Regions from separate parts of the Homo sapiens genome. Here region 2 is linked to region 1. The links are chromatin loops, found by intact Hi-C in ENCODE. Cell type or tissue: heart left ventricle. All regions are shown on one strand.

Evidence for each region. A loop is a pair of places that touch in the nucleus more often than their neighbours do. Peaks named below come from ENCODE experiments on the same cell type or tissue, not always from the same donor. Only the 100,000 strongest peaks of a DNase experiment are listed, where the experiment ranks them.
Region 2: it touches region 1 in a loop (10-fold over the local background); 33 of 110 quality-filtered maps call a loop at or near these places.

What each region holds. Positions count from the first base shown.
Region 1 is chr16:20,847,194-20,852,193 of GRCh38, reverse strand. REXO5 (RNA exonuclease 5) reads right to left here. Exons shown (of 20, transcript NM_030941.3): 20 at 2,529-2,795. The coding sequence ends at 2,714. Among named protein-coding and RNA genes, the nearest start is that of REXO5, 43 kb to the right of the region's middle. In heart left ventricle, a CTCF peak has its summit at 2,140; DNase peaks (open chromatin) are centred at 363 and 2,153; H3K27ac peaks cover 2,064 bases.
Region 2 is chr16:20,942,690-20,947,689 of GRCh38, reverse strand. DNAH3 (dynein axonemal heavy chain 3) reads left to right here. Exons shown (of 62, transcript NM_001347886.2): 58 at 3,027-3,194. Among named protein-coding and RNA genes, the nearest start is that of LYRM1, 44 kb to the right of the region's middle. In heart left ventricle, a CTCF peak has its summit at 2,640 (motif pointing right); no DNase peak of the experiment used is centred here.

The DNA.
Region 1 (5,000 bases):
TGAATAATAGAATTTCTATCATCATGGAAAAAGTTGATCGATTATAAAATATTGGCAGTCATTGACTGTTGATGGTGGGATCAGTTGTGATTTAAATTTTTCTGTATTTTTCAAATTTTCATTAATAGGTTTCCTTTTAATAGGGAAGAGGTTATTTACAAAAAGGGGGGCAAAAAGAAATGAACAACCCCCCCTATGGTCAAGGAGACCAGAAAATGGGAGTAATGTGTTCAAAGCCTAAACCATGAGTTCTGTAAAAGCCCTTGGAGTTGCTTTTCCCCCATAAGAAGCTGCTTCTCCAGCAGCTGCCTTGGCAGCTCTGCGCTGGCTGCCTAGAAGGGTGTGGGAGGAAAAATGCACAAACGCACTTATGAATGGAATGTGTGTTTTGCAAGAGGCCAAGTTGGCAGCTTTGGCTTCCAAAAGGTGGAGCATCAGGCTAAAGAACAGAGTGTGCAGACTGAAGTCTCAGAGGCCTTGTAGTGCAGGCCCATCTCTGCAGAGTTCTGGAGTTGGATCCCTGGGGAAACCTCCACCCCTACCCTTTTTCCTAAGAAAAAGATGGCCTTGGCTATTCTTGAGAGCAAGTGGAGTGCTCTTGGTACAGGGAGATGATCCCTAGTAAAATAGTATGTCATTTATTCAGCACTCAATCTTGACTTTTCCTAGTTTAATCCTCATAACCTTATGAAGTACTAATTTCCCCTATTTTAAAGGTGAGGAAACAGGCCCAGAGAGGGAAATTAATTCACACATAGTGCATTACTGTGTTATTTTCCACAAATGTCTCAATAATCAAAATAGTTATTTCCTTATTTTATACAGCTGTGGAAATAGCCTCAAATGAGGTTAAGTGACTTGCCCCAAAATACTCAGGTGTGTGTGGGAGGTGAAGCTCCAACCCAGGCCTCTTCATATCCGAGGCAGACACTTAATTTATCTCTCAGGACTTGAGCCTCAAGAGGTAAACAGCAGCTAAGCTCTCACAGCTTTGGAGCTCAGCTGGGCAGGAAGGAACCCAACAACACTGTCAGTTTCAAGTTGTTCTCAGGGCCTTGCAGCGGAAGTTGGCAATTCACCTAGGGAACTTTCCTCCTGATGAAGGGACTTGAATCAAGTTGCGGTGTCTGATCCCAAGTCAAGCTCTTCAGTTCTGGTTCCACATAGGGCCAGATCTTACAGAAGCTACATTTAAACTTTCATATAGGACCAGATCTTATGAAGCTACATTTATAAGATTAAACACTGCTCCAACTGCCCAACCCTAAGAGTTAATTTTAAGTAGAATTATCTTTCTCTTCTTTTCTTCTCCTGACAGCAGGTGGTAAGAATTATTTTCCAATTATAAAAGCAATATATGTTGAATGTTAAAAAAAATCGAGTCTACAACAGAAAAGCATTTGTTAAAACCTGATTTGTCAATGGCACTAGCCATAGATAAATACTATTAACGTTTTGGCATATAGCCTTGCAGGTTTTGTTAGAAGCCTATGTATAGCTTTGTATATTTTCTCCTACAAAAGTGTACTCAAACTACATGCTATTCTGTATCCCTCCAGACTTCATACAACAAATAATATACAGTACTGTGAATGTATAATCTCACTAATCTGTAATCCTCTCGGATACATACCATTATTATCCCAAGCACAGAAATGTTAAGCAATTTATTCAAGTTCACACAATAATTTAAAAAGCTGGGATTCAAAGTCAAGCATTCTGGATCCAGAGGTCTACTGCCTCTTCTTGAAGATCTCTTTCACCGAAGATTTTATTTACTCTCTCTCACACACACATTAGAACTGGCTACCTAGAACTCCATTGTAATAACCCTCTGATAGCTCCTTCATTACATGTTTTTGTGTAGCTATCCTAGTATCCTAGGATAATGCTGTAGAATTGCAGGGTCTCAGTGTACAGAGCAATTTACGAGGTTTTTGGGTATGATACATACTGTATGCCAGATTCATCTTTTCTGGAGGGCAGTTAATATTTCTAGTAGTTTTGGAATTGGGTGCCTATGCCCCATGTCCTTTCCAACACAGATTGTTATCAGTTTGAGAGTTGATTAAAACGGCTTTTACTGAATTTCAAGTTTCCAGTTCCTAGAGGGAGAGATGGTGTGATGGAGGCACCTACTGGTGAAGGGTGGCACTGCAGTCATGTTCTGAAGGGAAGGAGGATTCCTAAACGTGGAATGGAAGGGGTTTCCAGGGCTGGTTAAAAAAACTAAAAGAATCTTCCACTCCACTGCCTGGTGGACTTGCCAGATTTCTCAGTTCAGCTATCATTGTCCTTCAATTTTTTAAGAGTTGTCAATAAGAAAACAGTTTAAAGAAATTTGCTTCACAGACATTACAACTTTGACAAATTGCATAATCGGCTGGTTTTCTGAGTAATCACTCCTCTTGGTTTCCTTAGCAGTATATACCACGTAATAGGGGTGCTACATGGAATGAGCACCTTGTACCGCACCTATGCACATAAACTCAATGACACAAAGAAACAATCTGTGGACATCCCCATACTATGCTTGAACTTTAGGCATTTATTGAAAACTTATACATGCCATATAAACAAACTAAACTCTTTTAGCTGCTATACCAAGTTTCCATAAAGCTGTCTGCTGGTTGGGGAGGCTACAGCCTGACCACATTCTTTGCCATTGCCTACAAGGGGTAAGAAATGGCACATGGAAACATGGCAGGCCGACTCACGAACACAGGCCTGGGCCAGCGCTTTCTTCTTCCTCTTTTATTCCCATCAGTCCTAGACCAGAGAGTGAACCATGAGTGCTGCAATAAATAAGAAACAAAGGTATGTTTTTATCCATAAGGTTGAATGAATGGTTATAAATGCCTAGTTAGAGGAGATATTTTTCCAAGTATGTGTGTGTGCCATGGGGCAAGGGCAGGAAGGTTTATGGAAAGCTGCCTGCTGAAGATGGTTTAATGGAAAAAGCACTGATGAGTCTCAGAGGTCTAGATTCAAATCCTACCTTTACCAATTAAGAGATATGAGGCATATCTATAAAACTATGAAATATTTAAATTACTATCTCACAGGGATTTGGTGAAGACTATCGACAATAGCAAACATACACTGAGCACTTACTACATGCCAAGAGTTGTTCTAAGCACTTGTCTCATTTAATCCTCAAAACTGCTCACTGATGTAGGTACAAGTGTTATCCTCATTTAAAAAATAAAAAAGCTCATAGACATTATATGACTTGCTGAAGTCACACAACTGTTAAGTGACAGAACCAGGATATCAATAATAGCAATCTGTCATTAGATCCCTTATAAGTTGCTGTTAAAGAGTCTTAGTCTTTGTTCATTCCATACTTTTGTAGCACCTGCTAGGTGCCAGAGGCTGTTTAAAAAAGTTACAAAACATTAACTTATTTAACAATGTTTGTTGTAAAAAACCTGGTGTGGTGCTTGGAATTTAGGAGCCTTCAATACTTGTTAGTTCCCTGCCACCTTGTAATGAATATTCATGGAACTGGGTCAGCGTTGAGGAGCTCTCTGAGGCAAAGCAGGTAGAAATGAGCAAAGACAAACACAGAATCTGTCTCCACCTGATGTATGAACTTAAACATGCAAACACTAGACTTTTGTGTATGGAGAACTAGAGCTTTGAGGGCAGGAGAGTTGCTCTGGAGTCAGACACACCATCAGGGTACAAGTCCTGACTATGCACTTACTAGCTATGTGACCCTAGGAAAATTGGTTAATCTGAGACTTTTTCTCCACTTGTTCAGTAAAGATTCTGACAACCTCAACCAAAAATGCATATAGAAGCATTTAGCACAGTACCTGGGTTTAATACATTACTGTTGTTTTCAATATTAATTTAAGAAGCTACCAAAAATGTAAGGATTAAGAGCTGCATCAAGACCCCAGCCTAAGGAAACCTTCTATTGTTTTTGCTATTCCTTTTTTCCCCAACGTTTCCCAAGAGTATCTGCTGCCATCACGGACACAACTGCACAAACAAGGCCCAGAGAAGTCAGTCACACAGCAAGCTTCCACAGCCTGGGGAAATGCATGCTACTGCTGCTGAGTTTGATCAATATGTCTACAGAAATCAGAATGTGACTTTTAAAGGATAGGAGTAGTTCAGGTTTCTTCACCACAGGATTTGCTGCTTCCAGGGGGTGCTTAATTCTACTGACTTGTCAAACTTAGGACCTTTGTCTCAGTCACAACTTAAGTGTTTTTGCTCCCTGACCCCAGCACTTCCTCCTCTGGCTTCACCCTCTGTGGAACATCCAGGAAGAACAATGATTTGGGCTACTCTTGACTTAGTTTACCTAAACAATGGTGGACTGTAATCTAAGTATTCTACGTGAGAACATGAAAACCCAGTCCACCTACCACCATACACTGCCCCTGAGGAGCAAGTCTGTCTGTTCCCCAGAGCCCACATCTTAACCAAAAAGCTTTTACTGGCAACTTGTGGTCACTTTTTAACCTGTTCCTGTTAGCTTACCCACAAGCCTGTTTAAAGTATGTTGGTCTAAGATTTTTTTTCCCCTCAATGTAAGCACCTAATACTTGTTTCTGCTTTTCAGAGAAAGCGGTTCTTTCAAAGGTGCCCAGTAGGTAGACCATCTCCCTAATGGTCCTCAGATGCATGTTATAAGAACTTTATGCTAGGAAATGAATTTCTTCTGATCCACCTTCAAGGCCAGAGGTATTCATGCTCTGTCAACTCCTAGAATGTAAGAATCTTTTTTTTTTTTTTTTTTTGAGATAAGAGTCTTACTCTGTAGCCCAGGCTGGAGTGCAGTGGTGCAATCTCAGCTCACTGCAACCTCTGCCCCCTGGGTTCAAGTGATTCTCGTGCCTCAGCCTCCCAAGTAGTTGGGACCACAGGCACACAACACCAAACCTGGCTGGGTTTTTTTTTTTTGTTTTTTTTTTTGTGTGTGTGTTTTTGGTAGAGACAGGGTCTTGTCATGTTGCCTAGTCTGGTCTTGAACTCCTGAGCTC
Region 2 (5,000 bases), 95 kb before region 1:
CCACCATCAATACAGAAGAAGACTTCTGTGACCAAATGTGTGGAGGTTACCCCTTCCCCACACATTAAGCAGTGGACACCAACTGGGTGTCCTCTAATTCAATTCCAATACCATCTACCTGGTGATAGTGTCAGATCCCACGGGTTGAGGGCTCAGTCCCCAATTCTTTCCCCCAACCCAGACACCAGTCACAAGTCCCAGCCTCAAGAACTGACCAACCAGCTTCACGTTGGGGTTCTCACCACTCCCCCTTTAATTGAAATTAATTCAATTAATTTGCTGGAGCAGCTCACAGAACTCAGAGAAATACTTAGGTTTATTGGTTTATTAAAGGAATATTACAAAAGATATAGATGAAGAGATGCATAGGGTGAAGTATGGCGGAAGGAGTGAGAACTTCCATGCCCTCCCTGGGTGAAATACCCTCCAGGAACCTCCACGTGGTCAGCTATCCAGAAGCTCCCCGCACCCAGTCTTCTTGGGTTTTTATGAAAGCTGTATGACATTCCCCAGAGTATAGGGCAGCACCCTCTCTCTCTAGGTGGAGTCTTAAGACTCACAATCAGGTCAGGTGCAGTGGCTCATGCCTGTAATCCCAGCACTTTGGGAGGCTGAGGCTGGTGGATGGCTTGGGGTCAGGAGTTTGAGACCAGCCTGGCCAATGTGGTGAAATTCTGTCTCTACTAAAAATACAAAAATTAGCCGGGTGTGATGGCATGCACTTGTAGTCCCAACTACTCAGGAGGCGGAGGTGGGAAGATCGCTTGAGCCCAGGAGGCATAGGTTGCAGTGAACCAAGGTCCCACCACTGCACTCCAGCCTGGGCCACAGAGTGACCCTGTCTCAAAAAAAAAAAAAAAAAAAAAAAAAGGACTCACAATCAGAAAGGCAGGGGAAGATTTGAGTCTTGCTTGGGGGCAGGTAAAAGGAGGGAAAGAGAAGGTCAGAGAGATTCTGTTTCCTGCGGCCTGCCCCTAAGGCCTAACACACCCAACATTATAACAGGTGACTGTAACAAGGGCTAGGGGAGTTAGAAGCCAGGAACCATGGATGAAAACCAGTAGATATATATGTATATTACACCACAACCTGTCACATGCCAAGGCCTGATTCCTTCTGTGGATGAAAAGAGTCTCTTTCTTACCCTGTAAAATATTTGAAGAGATTTATACTGAGCCAAATATGAGTGACCATGGCCCGTGACACAGCCCTCAGGAGATCCTGAGAGCATGTGCCCCAGGTGGTCAGGGCTTGATTTTATACATTTTAGGGAGACGCGAGGCATCAGTCAAATACATTTAGGATATCCATTGGTTCAGTCCAGAAAGACGGGAAAACTCGAAGTGGAGGCCAGCAGGTTATAGGTAGATTTAAACGTTTTCTGATTGGCAATTGGTTGAAAGAGTTATCAATAGAAAGGAATGCCTGGGTTATGATAAGAGGTTGTGCAGACCCAAGTTTTATCATGCAGATGAAACCTCCAGGCAGCAGGCTTCAGAGAGAATAGATTGTAAATGTTTCTTATCAGACTTAAGGTCTGTGTTGATGGTAATGCTGGAGGGGCATAATGAGGCATGTCTGACCCCCACTTCCCGTCATGGCCTGAACCAGGCTTTCAGGTTAAATTTTAGAGTGCCCCGGACAAGGAGGAAGTCCATTCAGATGGTTGGAGGGTCTTAAGATTTTACTTTTGGTTTATACTTCATAACTACACTTGTTTTTCTATTTACAGATAAGGAAACTGGGGTTTCAGATGACAAGTTCAAGGGTACATAGTTTTATTATCGGAAGGGGGTCCAGATCCAGACCCAAAGGGATGGTTCTTGGATCTTGCACAAGAAAGAATTCGGGGCGAGTCTATAGAGTACAACAAAAGCAAGTTAATTAAGAAAGTAAAGGAGGCCGGGCGCAGTGGCTCATGCCTGTAATCCCAGTACCTTGGGAGGCCAAAGAGGTCGGATCACAAGGTTAAGAGATCGAGACCATCCTGGCTAACGCAGTGAAACCCCGTCGCTACTAAAAATACAAAAAATTAGCCGGGCATGATGGCATATGCCTATAATCCCAGCTACTAGGGAGGCTGAGGCAGTAGAATTGCTTGAATCCAGGAGGCGGAGGTTACAGTGAGCCAAGATAGTACCACTGCACTCCAGCCTGGCAGACAGCAAGAATCTGTCTCAAAAAAAAAAAAAAGTAAAGGAATAAAGAATGGCTACTTCATAGACAGAGCAATGACATGGGTTGCTGCTCAACTGATTATACTTACAGTTATTTCTTGATTATATGCTAAACAAGGGGTGGATTATTCATGAGTTTTCCGGGAAAGGGGTGGGCAATTCCAAGAAGTGAGGGTTCCTCCCCTTTCTAGACTATATAGGGCAACTTCCTGACATTGTCATGACATCTGTAAACAGTCATGGCGCTGGTGGGAGTGTCTCATAGCATGCTAATGCATTATAATTAGTGTGTAATGAGCAGTGAGGTCAACTAGAGGTCACTTCCGTGGCCATCTTGGTTTGGGGATATTTGACTGGCTTCTTTACCACAACCTGTTTTATCAGCAAGGTCTTTGTGACCTGTATCTTGTGCTGACTCCTGTCTCATCCTGTGACTTAGAATGCCCTCACCTCCTAAGAATGCAGCCCACTAGGTGTCAGCCTTATTTTACCCAGTCCCTATACAAGATGGAGTTGCTCTGGTTCGAATGCCTCTGACAGTTTGGGATGGAGCTAGGATCCAAACTCAGTTCTGTTTGGGTCCAAAGCCAGGCCCACTGGGGGAGCAGAGAGGAAGCCAGGGTGGGCGAGAGGTAATTCAGTCTCATCTGCTTTCATGCCCACTCCCCAGAAAACTGTATGAGGGAGGGCTAGGGTTGTGTTCTCCCAGCGTGTGTGTGTGTGTGTGTGTGTGTGTCCTGTGCTACTGATACAGTATGATTCCTGTTCTGATTGGGTTCTGCTAAGCCTGGAGTCATCTGTGGGATTCTGGGGTCCCTCGTTGATTTCAACTGAAGATTTCCCTTCCAGTCCTATATCGACTATCTCAGGAATCTCCCCATCACAGCCCACCCAGAAGTGTTCGGCCTCCATGAGAACGCAGACATCACCAAAGACAACCAGGAAACCAACCAGCTGTTTGAGGGGGTCCTGCTGACCCTCCCTAGACAGTCAGGAGGAAGTGGCAAGTCCCCTCAGGTAACTGGGCTCGGGAAAGGGGGCTTAATCCTATTTCCCAGGCAGTTCTTCATCCAGTGGGCACACAGGATTGGAGGGTGACCAAGAGGCAGAGAGTGGGGGCCTGGCAGCCTCCTGGCCAAGGGCAGGGAAGGAGCACTGTGGCCTTACTGCCGGGAGTCCTTATATCCAGAGCTGCAAGGGAACCAGTGTTTCCAAAATGTCAGCTATTCCTGTATAACCTTCATGTTTTCTGCTATATCCACCTATCACCTATACTCCATTTACATAATGGGTTTTATTCTTTTTTTTTTTCTTTTGCTTTTTTTTCTACATAATGTTTTAAAACTAACTCTCTTTTTTTTTTAATTTAAAAGATTGCACATCAGAACCATAAGTGGAAACCCAGTATCATTTCCATAAAGTCATGATACGCACAAAAAGAAAATGAAAGCTGAACAGTGAACAGTTGGTGTTTTTTGGTTTCTGTTTGTTGTTGTTGCTGTTTTTCTTTTCTTTTCTTTTTTTTTTTTGAGACACGGTTTGGCTCGGTTACCTAGGCTGGAGCGCAGTGGCGTGATCTTGTCTCACTGCAACCTCCGCCTCCCAGGCTCAAGCAATTCTCCTGCCTCAGCCTCCCGAGTAGCTGGGACTACAAGCACATGCCACCATGCCCAGCTAAATTTTTTTGTATTTTCTGTAGAGACAGTGTTTCATCATATTGTCCAGGATCGTCTCAAACTCCTGGGCTCAAGCAATCTGCTTGCGTTGGCTTCCAAAAGTGCTGGGATTACAGGCGTGAGCCACTGCTCCCAGCGTTAACAGTTGTTAAGTTCTTCCCAGATGATGTTGCTGGCCAAAGCCCCTGAGCTGAGGCTTTGCTGGCTTCTTGTTAAAAGGAGAAAGATGTGTGAGTGTCAAAGAATTGGCACTGACCCGAAACTGTCTTTTTGAGAGGAATGAAAAGAGAAAGATGGTCAGAACTGGAAAAGAGGCCAGGTGCAGTGAATCGCACCTGTAGTCCCAGCACTTTGGGAGGCTGAAGCAGGAGGAGCACTTGAGGCCAGGAGTTCGAGGCCAGCCTGGGCAACATAAGGAGACCGCATCACTACAAAAAAATTTTTTTTAAGTTAACCGAGGGCTGGGTGCCATGGCTCATGCCTATAACCCTAGCACTTTGGGAGGCCAAGGTGGGTGGATTGCTTGAGCCAAGGAGTTGGAGACCAGCCTGAGCAACATAGCAAAACGCCGTCTATACAAAAAAAAAAAATAGCTGAGCTCAGTGGCGTGCACCTGTAATCCCAGCTACTCAGGAAGCTGAGGTGGGAGGATCGCTTGATTCTGGGCTGTTGAGGCTGCAGTGAGCTGAGATCATGCCACTGCACTCCAGCCTAGGCGACAGAGTGAGACCCTGTCTTAAAAAAAGTTAACTGGGTGTGGTGGTGCGTGCCTGTAGTCCCAGCTACTAAGGGGGCTGCGGCAGGAGGATCACTTGAACCCAGGAGGTCGAGGCTGCAGTGAGGCTGTGATCACGAGGCTGTGATCATGCCTTTGCACTCCCACCTGGACGACAGAGTGAGACACTATCTCAAAACAGTAACAACAACAATGAAAAAAAACCCAAAACCTGAAAGAGTAACTTTCTCACCATGTGACTCAACATGATTTTTCTGTGTCCTGGAAACACCTAAAATCCTGGGTACCTCTAGTAGTCCCAGTGCACTCTTTGTGATGACCTGACCCAGGCCACCCTCCTAAGTCTACAAATGAAGAGAGAAACAAATCCTGAGAGAGAAAGTGACCGGCTTCCAGGCTTTCATAAAATCA